Linked DNA regions of Homo sapiens: region 1 is linked to region 2. Evidence: read pairs that join two places in POLR2A ChIA-PET (ENCODE). Cell type or tissue: IMR-90. All regions are shown on one strand. Each heading gives the region's core, and the rest is flanking DNA. Links, peaks and the distances in the headings are about the cores only.

Evidence for each region. ChIA-PET counts read pairs that join two places held together with the same protein. Peaks named below come from ENCODE experiments on the same cell type or tissue, not always from the same donor. Only the 100,000 strongest peaks of a DNase experiment are listed, where the experiment ranks them.
Region 1: POLR2A ChIA-PET joins it to region 2 with 13 read pairs; 4 of 35 experiments call an interaction of 5 or more read pairs at or near these places.

What each region holds. Positions count from the first base shown.
Region 1 is chr4:40,643,435-40,654,251 of GRCh38, forward strand. No RefSeq gene overlaps it. Among named protein-coding and RNA genes, the nearest start is that of RBM47, 19 kb to the left of the region's middle. In IMR-90, for the core only: no CTCF peak of the experiment used is centred there; no DNase peak of the experiment used is centred there; H3K27me3 peaks cover 683 bases.
Region 2 is chr4:40,520,835-40,531,651 of GRCh38, forward strand. The region is part of intron 2 of RBM47 (RNA binding motif protein 47); the gene reads right to left. Among named protein-coding and RNA genes, the nearest start is that of MIR4802, 24 kb to the left of the region's middle. RefSeq lists enhancers at 4,744-5,543, 5,544-6,344. In IMR-90, for the core only: no CTCF peak of the experiment used is centred there; DNase peaks (open chromatin) are centred at 4,087 and 5,307; H3K27ac peaks cover 1,130 bases.

The sequences.
Region 1 (10,817 bases), core at 1,150-9,149, 120 kb after region 2:
CAACTGAGGCAAACGGTTAATAAGACAAGGATTGAAAACGATCATTTTGTTTTGCAACTGGGAGATAACGGGCGCCCTTGACAAGGGTGGTTTCCGTGGAGTGGTAAGGCTGAGCAGTGACTGGGCAGTGAAGGCGGGAAGACAGCAAGCAAGACAAACTGCTCAACTAATGGGGCCATGAAATGAAGAACAGTGATAGGGTAATCACCATTGGATCAAAGGAGAGCTGGCCTTTTGAGATGAGCATGTCTATAAACTGAAGATAAAAGCCAGTCAGGTGTGATTGGGTGTCTTAGACATGCAGGACAATCATTCATCCATTCATTCACTTGTTCAACAAGTATTCATAATCTATCAAGAGTCAAACACTGGGCATACACAGATAAATAGAAACATGATCCATTCCATCACCTTGGAACTACAGACACATGTATAACTATACAAGAGTACAAAGTGAGGGGAGCAGTAGAGATGGTTGTAAATGCCAGAAGAATCTATTAATTGTGCCTGTGGGGAAAAAGGGAAACAGTAAGGGAAAATTCCTAGAGATGGTAATATTTGGACAGGGGATTATTATTATTATTATTATTTTGAGATGGAGTTTCTCTCTTTTTGCCCAGGCTGGAGGGCAATGGCGCGATCTTGGCTCACCACAACCTGTGCCTCCTGGGTTCAAGCAATTCTCCTATATCAGCCTCCCAAGTAGCTGGGATTACAGGTGCCTGCCACCATACCCAGCTAATTTTTGTATTTTTTTAGTAGAGACAGGGTTTCACCATGTTGGCCAGGCTGGTCCTGAACTCCTGAGCTTGGGTAATCCACCCGCCTCAGCCTCCCAAAGTGTTGGGATTACAGGCGTGAGCCACTGTGCCTGGCCTTGGACAGGGAGTTATTATTATGTTTTTATTGAAAGAAAAAATTTTAGGCCAGGTGCGGTGGCTCATGTCTGTAATCTCAACACTTTGGGAGGCCAAGGCGGGTGGATCACTTGAGGTCAGGAGGTTGAGACCAGCCTGGCCAATATGGAGCAATCCAGTCTCTACTAAAAATATATTAAAAAATTAGGGTGGGTGTGGCAGTGCGTGCCTGTAGTCTCAACTACTTGGGAGGTTGAGGCAGGAGAATCGCTTGAACCCGGGAGGCAGAGGTTGCAGTGAGCCAAGATGGCACCACTGCACTCCAGCCTGGGTGACAGAGTAAAACTGTGTCTCAACAACAGCAACAAAAAATACAAAACATTGCTGGGCGTGAGGCACGAGAATCACTTGAATCTGGAAGTGGAGGTTGCAGTGAGCAGAGATCACGCTACTGTACTCCAGCCTGGATGACAGAGCGAGGCTCCGTCTCAAAAAGAAAAAAAAAATTTAGAGATGGTCTCACTCTGTCATCCAGGCTGGAGTGCAGTAGTGTGATCATAACTCACTGCAGTCTCAAACTCCCGGACTGGACTCAAGCAATCTGCCTGTCTCAACCTCCCAAGTAGCCGGAATTACAAGCATGTGCCACCATGCCCAACTAACTTTTCTTTAAATGTTTTGTAGACATGGGGTCTTGCTATGTTGCCTAGGCTGGTGTCAAACTCCTGGGCTCAAGCCATCTGCCTTCCTTGGCCTCCCAAAGTACTGGGATTGCAGACATGCTCCACCATTCCCAACCTGGACAAGGGAATTAAAAATGAGAAAATGAAGGGTGGCAGGGCATTCTAGCCAGAGGAACCACATGAACAACAATGACAAGATTCGGATGTGGGGGTAGGGGTTGGGATTAGAAAGCATTTAGTATCTGGTGTGACTGGGAGTGTGGTAAAGTGGCAGGATTTGCAGCTAGTAAGATGGGTTGGAGCCAGGTCCTTAAGAGCTTTGAAAGGAGAATGGGTTTGTTTGTTTGTTTGTTTGTTTGAGACAGTCTCACTCTGTCTCCCAGGCTGGAGTGCAGTGGTTCGATCTCGGCTCACTGCAGCCTCCACCTCCTGAGTTCAAGTGATTCTCCTGCCTCAGCCTCCCAAGTAGCTGGGATTACAGGCATGTATCACCACGCCTGGCTAATTTTTGTATATTTTGTAGAGATGGGGTTTTACATCCAGGCTAGTCTCAAACTCCTAGAGCTCAAGCAATCCTCCGACCTTGGCTTCCCAAAGTGCTGGGATTACAGGTGTGAGCTACCACACCCAGCTGGTTCTTATTTTTATGGGTGACAAGACTGAGCAGAAAAGTGACATAATCAAGGATGTATCTCAGAGAAAAAACCTCAAGCACACCACAGAGGATAGACTGAAGAAGGAACTTGGGAGCAGAGAGATTGGTTATGAGGAGATTGCAATCATCCAGGTAAGAAATGACAAGGTCCACAGGGCCAGGTAAGAGATGACAAGGTCCACAGAGATGTTGAATGTGGTAACTATTATAGGTGATCTCATTCCACTCTTTTTCCAGCATGCCTTCCTGTACTAAAAGGCTGGAAAGCTGAAAGCTACCTTTCCCAGACTTCCTTGCAGTCAAAGTTCCAAATGTAATGTATGTTCTGACAAACAGAGCCATCTGAGCCAGGTTTAGAAGGTAAAAGCAAGGGAGAGGACAGGTTTCTGGCTGTTTCTCCAGCAAGTACAGGCGCACACACATAGAATGTTCCTGCAGCTCCATCCCAGTGTGCAGCTCTAGCTTTGTGGGTATTGAGAGAACACAGGGCACCCATCTTTTGCTGGTATGGACCTGGCAGACATAGCACGGCTCTGTTCCAGATGCGGCAGTGGCAGCTTTTCTGATCCCTGAAAAATGAAAGTGGCATGTCCATGAACGCAATAGTTACAGGGGTAGTTTTCTGATTCCTCACCTTCCTGGATGGGGCTGATGCGGCAGCTCCCCTGGCAGGCCAGCTCTGTAGTGTTACTATGGACGTCATGCCCAAAGTTCCAGCCAGGTACCTGCTCGTCCAACAACTGTTTAGGGCCGGGCACAGTGGCTCACGCCTGTAATCCTACCCCTTTGGGACGCCGAGGCGGGAAGATTGCCTTGAGTTCAGGAGTTGGAGACGAGCCTGGCCAACATGGTGAAACCCTGTCTCTACTAAAAATACAAAAGTTAGCCGGGCATGGTGGCAGGTGCCTGTAATCCCAGCTACTTGGGAGGCTGAGGCAGGAGAATTGCTTGAACCCGGGAGGCAGAGGTTGCAGTGAGCCGAGATTGTGCCACTGCATTCCCGCCTGGGCAACAGAGCAAGACTATCTCAAAAACAAAACAAAACAAAACAAATGTGTAAGCACCTACTTGCATAAATAAATCCCCTTCTGCTTAAAATAGTTACAGAGTTGCTGGGCATGGTGGCTCACGCCTGTAATCCCAGCACTTTGGGAAGCTGAGGCAGGCGGATCACGAGGTCAGGAGTTCAAGACCAGCCTGGCCAACATAGTGAAACCCTGTCTCTACTAAAAATACAAAAATCAGCTGGGTGTGGTGACACGCACCTGTAATCCCAGCTACTCAGGAGGCTGAGGCAGGAGAATTGCTTGAACCCAGGAGGTGGAGGTTGCAGTGAGCCAAGACCGCACCATTGCACTCCAGCCTGGGCAACAAGAGCAAAACTCTCTCTCAAATATATATGTGTGTGTATATATATATATATATATATATATATATATATATACACACATATATATGTGTGTATATATACACATACATATGTATGTGTATATATACACATATATATGTATGTGTGTATATACACATATATATGTATATATGTATATATACGTATATATACATATATATGTGTATATATATAGAGAGAGAGAGAGAGAGAAAGAGAGAGACAGTGTATATCATTGTGGTTTTCATTTATTTTGTTTTGTTTGTTTGTTTGTTTGAGACAGTCTCACTCTGTCGCCCAGGCTGGAGTGCAGTGGCATGATCTCAGCTCACTGAAACCTCTACCTACTGGGTTTAAGCAATTATCCTGCCTCAGCCTCCCAGGTAGCTTGGATTATAGGCGCCCACCACCATGTCCAGCTAATTTTTGTATTTTTAGTAGAGACGGGGTTTCACCATGTTGGCCAGGCTGGTCTTGAACTCCTAATCTCAAGTGATCTGCCCGCCTCAGCCTCCCAAAGGGCTGGGATGCAGGTGTGAGCCACCATGCCCAGCCTCATTGTGGTTTTCTACAATAAATCTGGACAAGTAGAAGGATTTTCCTTTTCTTCTTTTATTTTGGAGAACCAGCCCAGACAACATAGTGAGACCACATTTCCAAGGTTGCAGCAGTAGGAAGGTCTAGCTCCTTTGAATTCTTTCAACAAATAACAGCCTGGCACTACAGACTTGAGATGGGGACATGTGTTTTCTGTTTTTACAGCAGAATTTAGGGATTTACACAATTGTCATTAAGTGTGTGCCCAAGTGAATTCATTTCTCTGTTTTTAAATTTATTTTTAGTTTTTGAGATAAGATCTCACTCTGTCTCCCAGGCAGAAGTGCAGTGGCACAATCACGGCTCATTGCAGCCTTGACCTCCTAGGCTCAGGTGATCGTCCCACCTCAGCCTCCCAAGTAGCTGGAACTACAAGTATGTGTCATCATGCCTACCTAATTTTTAAAAATTTTTTGTAGAAATGAGGTCTCACTGTGTTGCCTGGGCTGGTTTCAAACTCCTGAAATCAAGCAATCCTCCCACCTTGGGCCTCCCAAAGTGCTAAGATTACAGGCAAGAACCACCTCACCTAGCCTGGTGCCCATTTTTTAAAACCAAAAAGCCCTTTAGTAAGACTTAAGATGCATTTGAATGTGCCTTCATTATGGCATTGGTGACATCTGGTTATAGTTAATTCAATGCAAATATTCATGTTCATCTGGATTATAAGCTGCCTCCTGGGGGTGTAGAAACTGCCTTGCTGAGTTGCATTTCCCCAGCTCCAAGTAAAAGTCCATGGGGCAGGGACTCAAGGAATGCTTGATGAATGATTGAAGGAAGTTTCTGAACTGTGGCTCAAAGAACACATTTTAGTACTGGCTCTGCTTCAATTTCCTCAGCTATGAAATGAGTTTCCAGGAAATAAGTTCTATTATTCCTTCTTACCTGTAAACATTTTTTGATCCCTAATGGGAAAAGACAAAAGAAATCTCTTTTCCAAAGAGCCTCTTATCTAAACATTTTCTGATGTCTAATGAGAAAAGACAAAAAAAAAATTCTTTGCTAAAAAATGTTTAAGTATAGCTGTTTAATGAATTCAGTTTGGTTGTATCTCCAGCACGAGGATGGACTGACTAGACCTCTAGAGATTCTTTATGGACTCTGTGATGAGATCTTATTAACTTTCCTCTATCTTGAGGTCTGTGTCAGAATCATTGGGTGTGAGGCCCCATTTTGGTGACTGAGTTGTTTCTGTTTTCCTCTTGTTTACCATCACAATATTTCCCCTTTCCATGGGGATTTTCTGAAAAGGTCACATGGCCACTTCAGAAAGTCGTCCTCTTGTTGAATGACAATGATAGCCTCTTTCTCTGGTTGGCAACCAGAGGCAACCGCTGTCTGAACTAGTCAGAAAGAGGAGCTTAGGCCACTCAGTTGGCTGAGGCCAGAGGGAAAGTCCAGGCTCCTCCGATGACATCAGGACTGCGGCAAAATGTCTTCCATGAAAATGATGATTCGGCAAAGTTCCACCAAGGCCTTGCTAGAGCAGCAGGGGAGGAAGGAAGTGTCTCCTGGGACCGGCTCGGACTTACAGAGAAGGAGCTCCAAAATATTTCAGAGCATCCTGTCAACCACGCCTCTCCAATCCACTTCCAAAGTGCATACACAAGATAATCTCGTGCCCTTTTGGATCCAAGATAATCCTGCTCTAAGCACAGTAAATAGCTCTGGGTAGAGCTGTGAGTATAAACCAAACTAGCCATCCATCACTCAAATACCTTCTGGGTCCTTGCCCCGTGCTAGACCCTGGGCTGGCTGTTAGACTCAGGATGGTGAGTGAAATCACAATCCACAACTGATGGTCTGGTTGGGTACACGTAGGCATACAAAGCTAATACTAAAGTAGCACAAGGGCTCTGCTTTGCCTGGGAGTACAGAAGAAGGAATGATTCATTCACATCCCCGTAAGTGCTAGCAATTCATCCATGTGGTATACTGGCCAAGGCTGGTGTCTCTGTGTCACTCTGCCTTCCCAGATCACAACCTACTTCTTGCCACTTCGACAAATGGACCATCATTTGTGGTGCTGTTTCCTTTTTTTTTTTCTTTTTTTATTGTTTTTAAAATTTATTTTATTTATTTATTTTTTTAAGACGGAGTCTCGCTGTGTCACCCAGACTGGAGTGCAGTGGCATGATCTCGGCTCGCTGCAACCTCTGCCTCCCAGGTTCAAGCGATTCTCCTACCTCAGCCTCCCGAGTAGCTGGGATTATAGGTGCCCACCACCATGTCCAGCTAATTTTCATATTTTTAGTAGAGACAGGGTTTCACCATGTTGGCCAGGCTGGTCTCGAACTCCTGACCTCAGGTGATCCGCCTGCTTCAGCCTCCCAAAGTGCTGGGATTACAGGAGTGAGCCACCGCACCGAGCCTGTGGTGCTGTTTTCATGTCTCAGTGCCTTTGGTCCATGTAGCAGATGCTGTGGGGCCTCGCTAATATCTGGCTGCATTGACCCGTACACACTGAATACTGCTGCACATATCTACAACTCTCCTGCGGCTTTTCTTTGGCCCTAAAAACACTTAGGCAGGGCAAGCTGGAAGTATCCCTGGAAGCAACTCCCCCCACCCACCTTCTTTGCCCTTCTACTGGATGACTCTGAAACTTGCTCTACATCAACTTCCAGAGCTGCCTGGTGGGACCGAGCTCCAATCGCCCACAGTGGCAACCATCTTGTTAACACGCCATGCATGCCCTTCTTCCACTCCCTGCTGCACTCCCCACACCCCTCTGCGGTTTCCTGGAATCATCTCCCAAATTCATGACTGCCTTCAAGTTATTGTTTCTGGGCCTGCTTCAGAAAGGACTCAAACAGAACAGTCACTTCTTTCTCCCATACTTCAGCCCTCATGCCATTTGTCTCCGGCGGCTGAGCTCTGCCTTCTGAAAGGCTCTGCGGACAGTCACCTCTTCTGTGATGCTATCTTTCCTCCACCAGGTTCCACCATCTGCAGTGTGATGGCCTCCCTCTTCTGAGATCCTCGACCTTATCACAGACCTCTCTTCTTCTTTTGAGACAGAGTCTTACTCTGTTGCACAGGCTGGAGTGCAGTGGCACAATCTTGGCTCACCGCAACCTCCGCCTCCCGGGTTCAAGCGATTCTCCTGCCTCAGCCTCCCGAGTAGCTGGGATTACAGGTGTGTGCCACCACACCCAGATAATTTTTGTATTTTTAGTAGAGGCGAGGTTTCACCATGTTGGCCAGGTTGGTCTGGAACTCCTGACCTCAGGTGATCTGCCCGCCTCTGCCTCCCAAAGTGCTGGGATTACAGGCGTGAGCCACCACACCCGGCCAACACAGACCTCTCTTAAGATGTGAATCACATAGCACTGTGAGCATCTGTAGGTTTATTTGACTTTGCCTGGTAGGAACTATGACATGCATCTTTGTAAACCGAGGCCCTAGTAGAGTGCCTCATACAGAGTAGATGCCTAATAAATATTTGATGAATGAATACATGACCCCTCTGCTGTGATTTCCTGGCTTTAATTCTTGGGTAGACAGTAAGAAGTTGGAAGCCGTGTTCCTGACCCCAGCTCTGGGCCAAGGGGAATTCTTGGTGTGCTTTCAGGAAAGGTTAGGAAATCTCTCCTTCTCCCTCCCATAGGGCTGACTCTAATTGTGATCTTATTGCAGAGAATAACCTCCCTTTCTAGGCCCACTTGCCCAGGCCATTAGGAATCAATGAAGTAAATTCCAAGAGTGTGAAAATAAGTGAGGCCGGAGGACGGGTGCAAAGGCAGCTAAACTGTGGTGAAAATCTCTGCAGATCAGCCTGAGGCATCTCAAAGATGCCATCAGTCCTTAAGAAAGCTTTTATCTTTGTAGTTTTTATCACAGGGTGACAGCAAATACCAGCTCTGGTAGTAAACCAAGGGCTGAATAAATGCCCCCTACAAAAGATAGAATCCTGTAGAGGAATTCCAAACTGTTTGTTGGGTGAGCAGGCAGCTGGTCTTTGGGGAAAGCTGGTTTCAGCTGCTTCTTGTGCTTTGCCTGAGGTGTTATTTTAAAATTTCCCTGCCAGGGAAGACCTGATCCCCTCTGAAGAACCAAGATGAGCAGGAATGGAAGATGCAGGAGGATCCCCTGCCATGTTAGACTTCAAACAAACAAACAGAAACACAAATTCCAGAGCTGGGAGAAGAAAAGTTAGTCTTCCCTGCTGGGTGGAAATGGAAATGAACCAAACAGCCTGGAGTGTAAGAAATGGGGAGTTGGCCTAGGAAAATGAACTCGTGTTTAGCCATGCTGTTAGTAGAAATGAGGAAAGAACCACCGGGCACAGTGGCTCACTCCTGTAATCCCAGCACTTTGGGAGGCTGAGGCGGGCGGATCATGAGGTCGGGAGTTTGAGACCAGCCTGGCCAACATAGTGAAACCTCGTCTCTACTAAAAATACAAAAATCTGCCGGGCATGGTGGTACACATCTGTAGTCCCAGCTACTCAGGAGGCTGAGGCAGGAAAATCGCTTGAACCCGGGAGGCAGAGGTTGCAGTGAGCCGAGATCGCACCACTGCACTCCAGCTTGGGTAACAGAGTGAGACTTTGTCTCACAAAAAGAAAAAAGAGGCCGGGCGCAGTGGCTCACGCCTGTAATCCCAGCACTTCAGGAGGCTGAGATCATCTGAGCTCAGGAGTTGGAGACCAGCCTGGCCAACATGGTGAAACCCCATCTCTACTAAAACCATAAAAATTGGCCAGGTGTGGTGGTGTGTGCCTGTAATTCCAGCTACTCGGGAGGCTGAGGCACGAGAATCACTTAAACCCCGGATCCAGAGGTTGCAGTGAGCCAAAATCGCACCATTGCACTCCAGCCTGGGTAACAGAGCAAGATTCCATCTCAAAAAAAAAAAAAAAAAAAAAAAAAGATAACTATCATGGTTTGATTGAGGTCATGTGTTCAAAATAAAAATCATAATAATTTAAAACTCTGTATGGTACTGGGCACAGTGGTGCACACCTGTAAGCTAGCTACACACAGGGCGGAGGTGGGAGGATCCCTTGAGCCCTGGAGTTTGAACCCAGCCTGGGTGACAGAGCAAGACCTGTCTCAAAAAAAAAAAAAAAAAAAAAAAAAAAAGTCTGTCTCCAGGCTGGAGTTCAATGGCATGATCTCAGCTCACCGCAACCTCCATCTCCCAGGTTCAAGCGATTCTCCTGCCTCAGCCTCCCGAGTAGCTGGGATTACAGGCATGCGCCACCATGCCTGGCTAATTTTGTATTTTTAGTAGAGACGGGGTTTCTTCATGTTGGTCAGGCTGGTCTCTAACTCCCAACCTCAGGTGATCTGCCTGCCTCAGCCTCCCAAAGTGCTGGGATTACAGGTGTGAGCCACCGCGCCCGGCTAAAAAAACAAGTTTTATTTTATTTTTATAGAGACAGGGTCTCTTACTCTGTTGCTCAGGCTGGAGTGCAGTGGTGCAATCATAGCTCACTGCAGCCTCAGGTGATTCTCCCACCTCAGCCTCCTGAGTAGCTAGGACTACAGGCATACACCATGCCCAACTTTTTTCTTTCTTTTTTTTTTTTTTTTTGGTAGATTGCTCTGTGTTGCCCAGGCTGATCTTGAACTCCTGACCTCAAGTGATCCTCTTGCCTCAGCCTCCCAAAGTGCTGGGATTACAGGCATAAGCCACTTCGCCTGGCCAAAAAAATAAATAAATAGTAAAAGAGGAATTAAAAATGAAATAAATAAATACAACTCAGTACACGATTCCTATTTTCCTCCTCTGTGCGTTTGTAGACTTACTGCCTTTGGGTGCATTGTGAGGCAGGCATTATGACTGTGGGAGAAAGAAGGGGGAAAGGATCGAGTTTAAAGAGGCCTAACTTTTGGAAAATCTCCCAATTTGGGTTTAGCAGTGTGCTTGGCTTAAAAGGAAGAAAGAAAGAAAAAGGAAAAAAGAAAAAAAGAAGGGAGGGAGAAAGGGAGCCTGCAGGCATGGGATTTAAATGTTCCCACTTCCTAATCTTGGTGAGGACCAGAGAGAGACACCAAAATATCACGGGATTGGCAAGTACTGCCCTACTTTCAATTCAGTCCAAAGCAGGAAGGCTTAGGTATGTCACGAGAAAGCCTCTTGTTACCGCCCTAAGACTAGAACAAAAAAATTGGGAGGAGACTCCCATCTTGAAAGCTGTGATTTCCAAAGAGGCCTTGCTAGTCTTATGACTGATGTGTCTCAAGTGTCACAGTTGTGTAACCCACTGATATTTAAAATGATCCTTGAAGGTGGGGCATAGTGGGTCACGCCTGTAATCCCAGCACTTTGGGAGGCCGAGGCAGGCAGATCACCTGAGGTCAGGAGTTCGAGACCAGCCTGGCCAACATAGTGAAACCCTGTCTCTACTAAAAATACAAAAATTAGCTGGGCCTGGTGGCCTGTGCCTGTAGTTCCAGCTACTCGGGAGGCTGAGGCAGGAGAACCGTTTGAACCCAGGAGTTGGAGGTTGCAGTGAGCTGAGATGGCGTCACTGCACTCCACCCTGGGCAACGGAGCAAGATTCTGTCTCAAAAAATAAAAACTAAAATAAAATCACCCTTGAATCCATCACATGGGATTAAGGAGATAATATACATTCGTTTAAGTAAAAGGATAGAGGAGGGATAGCACTCATGGAAGAGCAAAGG
Region 2 (10,817 bases), core at 1,580-9,579:
CAGTCTACACTGTCCGGTGCTGCCTATCATGGGGACATCAACCGCTAGACCAGCAGTTCTCAAAGTGAGGTCCCTGGAATGCTGAGAGGCTCCACGGTTCTTAAAAATACTAACATATTTCCCTTTTACACGGCATTGACACGGACTAGTGATAAAAAGGCAATGGTGGCTAAAACTTCTAGCCGTGTGAGAGGCAGTGCCACCAAAGTATACTAGTAATTGTGGCATTTTTTTACCACCAGGCATTTGAAGTTGTTCTACCTTTTTTTAAAGCCAATTTTCCTTAAGAATGTATTTGGTAACACAGTATTAATTTTATTTTATTTTTTATTTCTTTTTAAAATGTTTTAAATTTTTTAATTTTAATTTTTTTGTTGCTGTTGTTTGAGACAGAGTCTGCTTGTTGCCCAGGCTGGAGTGCAGTGGCACAATCTAGGCTCACTGAAACCTCCACTTCCTGGGTTCAAGTGATTCTCCTGCCTCAGCCTCCCAAGTAGCTGGGATTACAGGCACCTGCCATAACATCCAGCTAATTTTTGTATTTTTAGTAGAGATGGGGTTTCACCATGTTGGCCAGGCTGGTCTTGAACTCCTGACCTCAGGTGATCCACCTGCCTCAGACTCCCAAAGTGCTGGGATTACAGGCATGAGCCACCACATCCAGCCTATTTATTTTATTAAGTCTCAATTCAAGTAGATGTTTTAAAAATATTCTGTGCGATGAAACAGAAAGTATGATAAAGCACTTCTACTGTATACCAAATTATGATTGCTGTCTCAAGGAAAAATCACTTGAGAGTCACAGGCTACATTACTTGATAAAACAAACTATGATTATTTAGACTTGAATATTTGGCAGACCTTTTCTAGAAAATGAATGAAGTGACCCTGGCACTTCAAAGAACACAACAGACAGTATTGATTTCCAATGATCAAATTCAAGCTTTCAAGCAAAAGTTAAATATGGGGGAACCTGGCTAACTCTGGGTGTACTGCCTATGAGTTAGCTCTGCTGTGCAAGGAGAAGAAAAATAATTTTAAAAAATACAAAAAAAGGAAGAAAAAATTTGGGGGCAACCTGCATTTATCACCACAAGCTTGACTGCTTGTCAGTGATTAAAGGCTTTTCTCATGAGATCAGCTATGACATTAACAAATGTGGATTTTTAAAAATACATACTGAAATGTTTCAATATTTGGAAGATCTTCACAATTCAGTGAACCAATATTTTCCAAATAACCAACCATGATGTTACAGAATCATGCATGGGTAAGCAGTCCATTCAAAGTTCAAGATGGGCCAACCAATTTTAATGTAACAGAGCATGAAAATTTCCTTTTTATGGTTTCAGATTCTGCTGCAACTAACCTTTAAGAAACTACCTCTTGGCTGGGTGCAGTGGCTCACGCCTGTAATCCTAGAGCTTTGGGAGGCCAAGGCTGGCAGATCACCTGAGGTCAGGAGTTCGAGACCAGCCTTTCCAACATGGTGAAGCCCTGTTTCTACTAAAAATACAAAAATTAGCCCGGCGTGGTGGCAGGCGCCTGTAATCCCAGATACTCGGGAGGCTGAGGCAGGAGAATCTCTTGAACCTGGGAGGCAGAGGGTGCAGTGAACTGAGATTGTGCCACTGCATTCCAGCCTGGGCAACAGAGCAAGACTCCATCTCAAACAAAACAAAACAAAACAAAACAAAAACTACCTCTTGTAGAGTTTGGGTTTAGTATCAAAGAAGAATGTTCACAATAATCCAAAAATTCTACTATAATATTCCTCCCTTTTCCAATTGCATATCTTTGTGAGGTTGAATTTTCTTTCCCTATAGAATTTCAGTGAAAATGACATACCTCAATAGATTGAAGCAGAAGCAAATATGAGCATACAGCTGACTTCTATCAAGACAATCATCAAAGAGATTTGAAAAAATATAAACGACATGATCTTCTCTTTATCTACTTTTTTTGGAAATATAATTATTTTTCATGAAAACATTTTCATAAAAAATGAGCTTACTATTATTCTTGTTAAAGGAAATTAATATTTTTCTTAATTTTAATTTCTAATGCAGTAAATATCAATATATAGAACCCAAATAAAAGCACTTTAAAAGCACTTTGCATTTCTCAAAAATCTTTTTTTTTTTTTTTTTTTTTACACAGAGTCTCACTCACCCAGGCTGGGGTGCAGTGGTATGATCTCGGCTCACTGCAACCTCTGCCTCCGGGGTTCAAGCGATTCTTATGCCTCAGCCTCCCAAGTAGCTGGGATTATAGGCATGCGCCACTATGCCTGGCTAATTTTTGATATTTTTAGTAGAGACAGTGTTTCACCATGTTGGCCAGGCTGGTCTTGAACTCCTGACCTCAAGTGACCCACCCGCCTCAGCCTCCCAAAGTGCTGGGATTATAGGAGTGAGCCACCACACCTGGCTAATAATTTTTAAGAATATAAAAACAGGGCTAGGCACAGTGGCTCATGCCTGTAATCCCAGCCCTCCTGGCTTGGGCTCAGGAGTTCAAGATCAGCCATGGTAGGCCGGGCGTGGTGGCTCACGCCTATAATCCCAGCACTTTGGGAGGCCAAGACGGGCAGATAGCCTGAGGTTAGTAGTTGGAGACCAACCCGGCCAACATGGTGAAACCCTGTCTCTACCAAAAATACAAAAATTAGCTGGGCATGGTGGCAGGCACCTGTAATCCTAGCTACTCGGGAGACTGAGGCAGGAGAATTGCTTGAACCCAGGAGGCAGAGGTTGCAGTGAGCTGAGATCACGCCATTGCACTCCAGCCTGGGCGCCAAGAGCAAAACTCCATCTAGGAAAAAAAAAAAATCAGCCAGGGTGACGTGGTGAAACCTTGTCTCTACAAAAAATACCAAAAATTAGTCAGGCATAGTGGCATGCACCTGTGGTCCCAGCTACTTTGGAAGCTGAGGTGGGAGGATTACCTGAGCCTGGGAGGTTGAAGCGGCAGTGAGCAGTAATCGCGCCACTGCACTCCAGCTTGGGTGACAGAGTGAGCCCTGTCTCAAAAAAAAAAAAAGAGGAAAAGAAAAGGAAAGGAAAACAGGGTTGTCTGATTTCGCAAATAAAACTTCAGGGTGCCCAATTAAACTTGAATTTCAGATAAGAAATGAATATTTTCATATATGTTCCATACAATGTTTGGGAAATACTTGTACTAATAAATTATTTACTGTTTATCTGAAGTTACAGCCAATTGAGTGCCCTGTATCTTATCTGTCTGTGAAGATGTCCAGAGTCCCCAAAATTTGAGAAACACTGCACTCGGCTATGTCCCTCCCACATGTGCTAAAACACTAATACAAACATTTATTAAGCACCTGCTGTGTACTAGACACAGTGCTAAATTCTCGACATATACAACCTCCTGCCAAATCTCATGTGGCAAGTACTCTCATGATCCCTATTTTCTCATACAAATGAGGAAACGGAAACCCAAAGAAGTCAAGTGAAGCTAATTATTGGTGGAAAGCAAGACTGGAACCCACCAGACTCCAAAATCTCAGCTTGTACCTATTAGGCTTACACTGAACCCTGAATAAATGAGATTTCTAAAGATGGTTGGCTTTTCTGCATATTTTCATCTCACATTTTAGCACATCCATTTCTGTTGCTCATCTTCTCTCTGTTTCACAGCTGTGTGTTCTGCTATCACAGCAACCGTGAAAACCAAGGCTGGAAGTGCCGTGTGTGTCAAGGAATTCTAACCAGAACTGGAATTGGCATTCGGACTCAGAAAAGGATTTTCTCATGGATGCTTTCCTAGGCATGACAACAGCATAGTTCTGGGCTGGGAATTCTAGAATGCAGCAATGGTGCACAGACACCGCTCAGCTCACTGCAGCCTTGACCTCCTGGGCTCAAGCAATCCTCCTGCTTCAGCCTCCTGAGTAGCTAGGACTACAGGCGCACGTCACCACGCTCGGCTAATGCTCATTACTATGAATGAAAAGCCACTGGGAGCCCGGTACTGCGCTAGAATCTTCTTTGAGAATAAGCTGGGAATTTATCCAAATGAATCTGTACCAACCAAAACAAATGCAAACGTTGTAAGCAAGCCAAGGTCCTGTTTTTCACATGATCCTGATCCAGGCCACTGGATATATTTAATGAGCTCAGGCTTGATAGTAAACAAAATAGGGAAAGTAAAATATTTTTATGATCCAGTATGGGGGTAAGGCTATGAATTTCACTGTGTTACATGATTTGCAAATACAAAAATGAATCTGCTTGCACCCAACTAGGGGACCTCCCCTAGTTACCGCTTGCTATAATGAAATGTAGAAAGTGATAAACATGGCCAGGCATGATGGCTCAGGTCTGTAATCCCAGCACTTTGGGAGGCCAAGGTGCGCAGATTGCTTGAGGCCAGGAGTTTGAAACCAGCCTGGCCAACATGGCGAAACCCTGTCTCTACTAAAAATACGAAAATTAGCCAGCTATTTTATTAGTACAAAATACGACTATTAGCACACCTGTAGTCCCAGCTACTTGGGAAGCTGAGGCACGAGAATCGCTTGAACCCAGGAGGCAGGGTTGCAGATCACAGAGTGAGACTGTCACAAACAAAGTGATAAACATAAAAAAAGAGATGCTGGTCTTTCATATTGGCCAGATTTCTTTAACAAAAACATTCACCTTTCAAACAATTTTTGTTTTGTAAATCTGGATTTTTATTAAGGTGAGGCACACTGGATTATTCTAAAGGCAGTTGTGTATACAGAAGCCAGGGGCGAAAGAACTTCGAAAATAGCCTAGAGGAAAGAATGGGACAAAGAGAGGAAGGGGAAAAAAAGGATAAATAGGGGAAAAAATGCAAAAACTGGAGTTTTTTGGTAACTAAGAAGAGGGGCATTTTAAAAGCCAAGGCTTGGTAAAAACCTAGGGAATAGGCTTAAGTAGAAAGGAGATTTGGGAAGCTCCAGGGCCCTTGGACACCTGGCAGTGAGCATCAGAAAGAAAAGTAAGAGTTCTTAAGAAAAACCAATCAACTTTGCATTTGCCCTGGGGCTGGCCTGGCAGTGCTGCTATCAGAATTCAGATACTGGCCCAGCCCTGCTCTAGGGCCTGAAGTTTGGCTCTTGCCTCTTCATTTCAGTCCCTTTAGCTGCCCATCCAATCTAGATCCCCGGAGTGCTCAAAGGAGAGGCAACAAGAAGAAAAAGAAAAAGAAGGACAAACTGAAATGCAAGCATGGACCTTAGATGACGATTCTCACAGCTCTCCCCCTTCATGGGACCTTCAGAATTCATTCTTGTGAAAGCTGTAAGTCAAGGAGGACACAGCCAGAAACCGTGACTCATCAAATTCCCAAAGCCAAGACCAGAACACACAGACTCTGGATCCAAGGACTCGCTTTCTGCTTTCAGAACACGGGATCCTGCCTACTTTGTAGTATTTCAATACAAAGCTGATCAAGCCGAGGGTCCCCATCTACTCCCCGCCAGCCTGGCTGCCCTTCCCTGTCTTCAGAGTTTTCTAAATCATAGAGAAGATAGAGTTTAATTCCATGGTGTTTGAGTCACAGGACCTTAGAACACTTCAGAAAACGATTGGCCTTAAAAAATGGTTGGGTCTGTACAAGAAAGTCACTGAGTACAGAGGATGGCAAACATTTCTGTCATGGGCTAGGTAAATACTATAGGCTTTGCAAGCCATGTGTTTTCTGTTACATATTATTCTTTTATTTGTTTCTTTTTGTTTTTTGTTTTTGGGGTTTTTGTTTTTTGTTTTTGAGACAGGATCTCCCTCTGTCACCCAGGCTGGAGTACAGTGGTGCCATAACAGCTCACTGCAGCCTCAACCTCCCTGGCTCCAGGGATCCTCCTGCTTCGGCCTCCTGAGTAGACTGCAGGTGTGCTTCACTACACTTGGCTAATTTTTTTATTTTATGTAGAGACAGGGTCTCTCACTGTGCTGCCCAGTTTGGTTCTTTTTTTTTTTTTTTTTTTTTTTTTTTTGCAACCTTTTAAAAATGTAAAAACCATTAGCTAGAGGGCCACACATAAACAGACAACAGACCACAGTTTACTGATGCCTGACTTAGAGCAATGGAAAAGGGCTGGCAGCATTGACTGGTGACTGCTGCATGTAGTGAGACTAAAGATAGTACAAAACCTCACCAGGTTTGACGAAGGCAACTACCTCTCCATCTGACTTGCCCAAGTCAGCTATAGCTGTGGCAGAGAATTTAATCTGGAAATGCTAGGCTTATATCTTTGAAAAATTAGATAAATGAAGTTGTTGGTTTTGTGTTTGTTTTATTTTATTTTTTTGAGACAGTCTCACTCTCTCTTGCCCAGGCAGCCACCCTGCAGTGTCGTGGTGTGATCTTGGCTCACTGCAACCTCCACCTCCTGGGTTCAAGCAATCCTCCCACCTCAGCCTCCCAAGTAGCTGGGACTACAGGCGTATGCCACCACAACTGGCTAATTTTTTTTTTTTTTTAAGACGGAATCTAGCTCTGTTGCTCAGGCTGGAGTGCAGTGGTGTGATCTCGGCTCACTGCAACCTCTGCCTCCCAGATTCAAGCGATCCTCCTGCCTCAGCCTGCCAAGTAGCTGAGATCACACCTGGCAATTTTTTTTTTTTTTTTTTTTTTTTTGTATTTTTTAGTAGAGACAGGGTTTCACCATGTTGGCCAGGCTGGTCTTGAACTCCTGACCTCAAGTCATCCACCCGCCTTGGACTCCCAAAATGCTGGGGTTACAGGCATGAGACACTGCGCCCGGACTAACTTTTGTATTTTTAGTAAAGGCGGGGTTTCACCATGTTGGCCAGGCTGGTCTCGAACTCCTGGCCTCAACTGGTAACGCCCGCCTCAGCCTCCCAGGACAAATGAAGTTTAAAATAAGCTAGAATATTTTTTAACCTGCTAGTTTTCATTGTGTGTGTGTGTGTGTGTTTGGGGGGTGGGGGGGTGTACGTTTTTATTTAAAAGTGAATACTCCATATGTACCACAAAATTCCAAACCTGGAAGAATCTTCCAATATAGTCCAGTCTACAACTGTTTACCCTTGAGGAAACTGACCTGCTTCAGTTAAATGAGATATTCTAAGTCACATGTTAGTTTGCAGAAGAGAAGGGGCCAGAAACTTGTTTTCGTATTTCAAAATTCATACACTTTACTTTAATGGTGCACTGCCCATTAAGTACTAAAAAATCAATTCAACAAATACTTACGAAGTATTTCTTATATATCTAGCACTGGTTAGGTGCACTAAGGTTACAAAATAAATGTAAGCGAAGATTACTGCCCATAGAAATGTTTTGGGCCAGGTGTGGTGGCTCATGCCTGTAATCCCAGCACTTTGGGAGGCCAAGGCGGGCAGATCACAAGGTCAAGAGATCAGGACCATCCTGGCCAAAATGGTGAAACACCATCTCTATTAAAAATACAAAAATTAGTTGGGCGTGGTGGCACGCCTGTAGTCCCAGCTACTTGGGAGGCTGAGGCAGGAGAATCCCTTGAAACCAGGAGGCCGAGGTTGCAGTGAGCTGAGATCGTGCCACTGTACTGCAGCCTGGCGACAGAGTGAGGCTTTTTTAAAAAAAAAACAACAAAAAACCCTTTTGGTCTCTCACTGAGAAAACAAGGCACACACACTAAGCAAATATATTCTTCCTTGCATTGTCATGTAACTACATATCTAAAATGGGAGCCACCGTAATCCTAGCACTTGGGAGACCTGAGGTCAGGAGTTCAAGACCAGCCTGGCCAATATGGTGAAAACCCATCTCTACTAAAAATACAAACCCTAGCCAGGCATGGTGGCATGCACCTGTAATCCCAGCTACTTGGGAGGCAAAGGCAGGAGAATTGCTTGAACCTGGGAGGTGGAGGTTGCAGTGAGCCGAGATCGTGCCACTGCACTCCAGCCTGGGTGACAGAGTAAGTAAGACCCTGTTTCAAAAAGAAAAAAACAAAAACAAAAATTAGCTGGGCATGGTGGCATGCGCCTGTGGCCATAGCTACTTAGGAGGCTAAGGCAGGAGAATGGCGTGAACCCGGGAGGCGGAGCTTGCAGTGAGCCGAGATCCCGCCACTGCACTCCAGCCTGGGCGACAGAGCGAGACTCCGTCTCAAAAAAAAAATAAATAAATAAATAAATAAATAAATAAATAAATAATAAAGAAAGAAATAATAAAACAGGGCCATCTCGTATAACTCTGTAATGGTGGAAAGTTTCTGTATCTTTGCTGCTATCAGGATAGTAGCCAGTAGCCACATATGTCTATTAAGCACTTGAAATGTGCCGCTGGCTACCATATTAAAAATTTTTAATTTTACAGATGTTCCTTGACTTACAATGGGCTACTTTCCATTAACCCCATCATAAGTAAAAAATATCATAAGTCAAAAATGTGGCTGGGCGAGGTGGCTCACGCCTGTAATCCCAACACTTTGGGGAGGCCAAGGTGGGCAGATCACTTGAGGTCAGGAGTTTGAGACCAGATGGGCCAACCATGGCCAACATGGTGAAACCCTGTCTCTACTAAAAATAAAAATTAGCTGGGCATGGTAGCACATGCCTGTAATCCCAGCTACTCAGGAGGCTGAGGCAGGAGAATTACTTGAACCTGGGAGGCAGAAGCTGCAGTGAGCCAAGATCGTGCCACTGCACTCCAGCCTGGGTGACAGAAGGAGACTCTGTCACAAAAAAAAAAAAAAAAAAAAAAAAAAAAGCATCTAAGGCGGGGCATGGTGGCTCACACCTGTAATCCCAGCATTTTGGGAGGCTGAGGTGGGCAGATCACCCGAAGAGCTCGAGACAAGTCTGGCCAACATGGCAAAACCCTCTCTCTACTAAAAATACAAAAATTAGCCAGGTGTGGTGGCACACACCTGTAATCCCAGCTACTTGGGAGGCTGAAACAGGAGAATTGCCTGAACCCGGAAGGCGGAGGTTGCAGTGAGCCGAGATTGTGCCACTGCACTCCAGCCTGGGCAACAAAGCGAGACTCCATCTAAAAAATAATAAATAAATAAATAAATAAATAAATAAATAAATAAATAAATATTAAAATAAAAGTAAATAAACTTCACGATGGATTTTAAGGATATTAGACCCCCTTTTTTTTTTTTTTTTTTTTTTGAGATGGAGTCTCACTCTATCACCCAGGCTGGATTACAGTGGTGTGATCTCGGCTCACTGCAACCTCCGCTTCCCGGGTTCAAGCGATTCTCCTGGCTCAGCCTCCCGATGAGCTGGGATTACAGGCGTGTGCCACCACACCTGGTTAATTTTTGCATTTTTAGTAGAGACGGGGTTTCACCATGTTGGCCAGGCTAGTCTGGAACTCCCGACCTCAGGTGATCCGCCCACCTTGGCCTCTCAAAGTGCTGGGATTACAGGTGTGAGGCACCATGCCTGGACGATCATGAAGTTTAAAAATTCTAGGTGGAGCATCTTCTGTACTTAATTTTAATTAAATTATTATTATTTTTCTTCTTCTTTTTTTCGAGATGGAGTCTCGTTCTGTTGCCCAGGCTGTAGTGCAGTGGTACAATCTTAGCTCACTGCAACCTCCACCTCCTGGTTTCAAGCAATTCTCCTGTCTCACCTCCTAAGTAGCTGGGACTACAGGCACACGCCATCGCACCCAGCTAATTTTTATATTTTTAGTAGAGATAGGGTTTCACTATATTGGCCAGGCTGGTCTTGAACTCCTGACCTGTGATCCACCCGTCTCGGCCTCCCAAAGTGCTGGGATTACAGGCGTGAAGCACCGCGTCCAGCCCTATTTTTCTTCTTTTTAATCTGAATTTAAATAGCCATGTGTGGCTAGGGACTTCCGTACTGGACATCACAGGTCTAAAATAATTATTATAATCTGGATGAAAAATATGTCACATTCATTCTGTCACTTTTCCTTCTTTTGCCTATGGCAAAAACCACTATGATCACAGGACTCTTTTTCCTTTGAACATGGGCAGGCTTTCAGAATTCTCCATGCAAGGCGAGGCACGGTGGCTCACACCTGCCACCCTAGCACCTTGGGAGGCTGAAGTGGGAGGATCCTTGGAGCCCAGGAGTTGGGGACCAGCTTGGGCAACATAGTGAGACCTGTCTCTACAAAAAGCAAACAAAATTAGCTGGGCATGGGGGTGCATGCGTGTAGTCCCAGCTACTCAGAAATTGAGGCAGGAGGACTGTTTGAGCCCTGGAGGTAGAAGCTACAGTGAGCCATGATCGCGGCAGTGCGCTCCAGCCTGGGTGACAGAGTAAGACTCTGGAATAAATAAATAAAATAGAATTCTCTATGCAACCATTGTCAATGGCATGGACTTGGTTTACATAAAACGAAACCTGTTTGCCATTCCCGATGCAGATTAAAAAAGGTGACAAAGGTGACCTGGAGAAGGAAGGAGTTGAGGTGAGCTTCAGATGAGATCGGGAGTGATCAGGGTGGTCTGGCCACAGACTAGCTGAGCTTCAAAGGATAACATCTGGAGAGATAAAGAGGAAAGGACAAAGAGTATGGGGTTCTCTGTATAGAGGAGAGTAGCTGCGAAGGAGCTGAATGGAGCTCCCCTGGTCCTAGGACAAGGAGGATGCTGGCCTGCCAAGCAGAGAGGGTTGGGTTGGGTGTGGTTGGAGATAAGGGGATAGGCGGAAGGGTGGGTCTGGGTTATGACTTTGAAATTCCAGGACACCCTGAGGGTTTCAGAGGAGCCTGGAGAACACATTTTAGAAAGGCAACTCTGATAGCTAGGCACAGATAGGTTGTACAATGGACATGCGCTCAGATACCAGGGTGAAGGCTATGCCAGTAATGATGTGTGTTTTTCC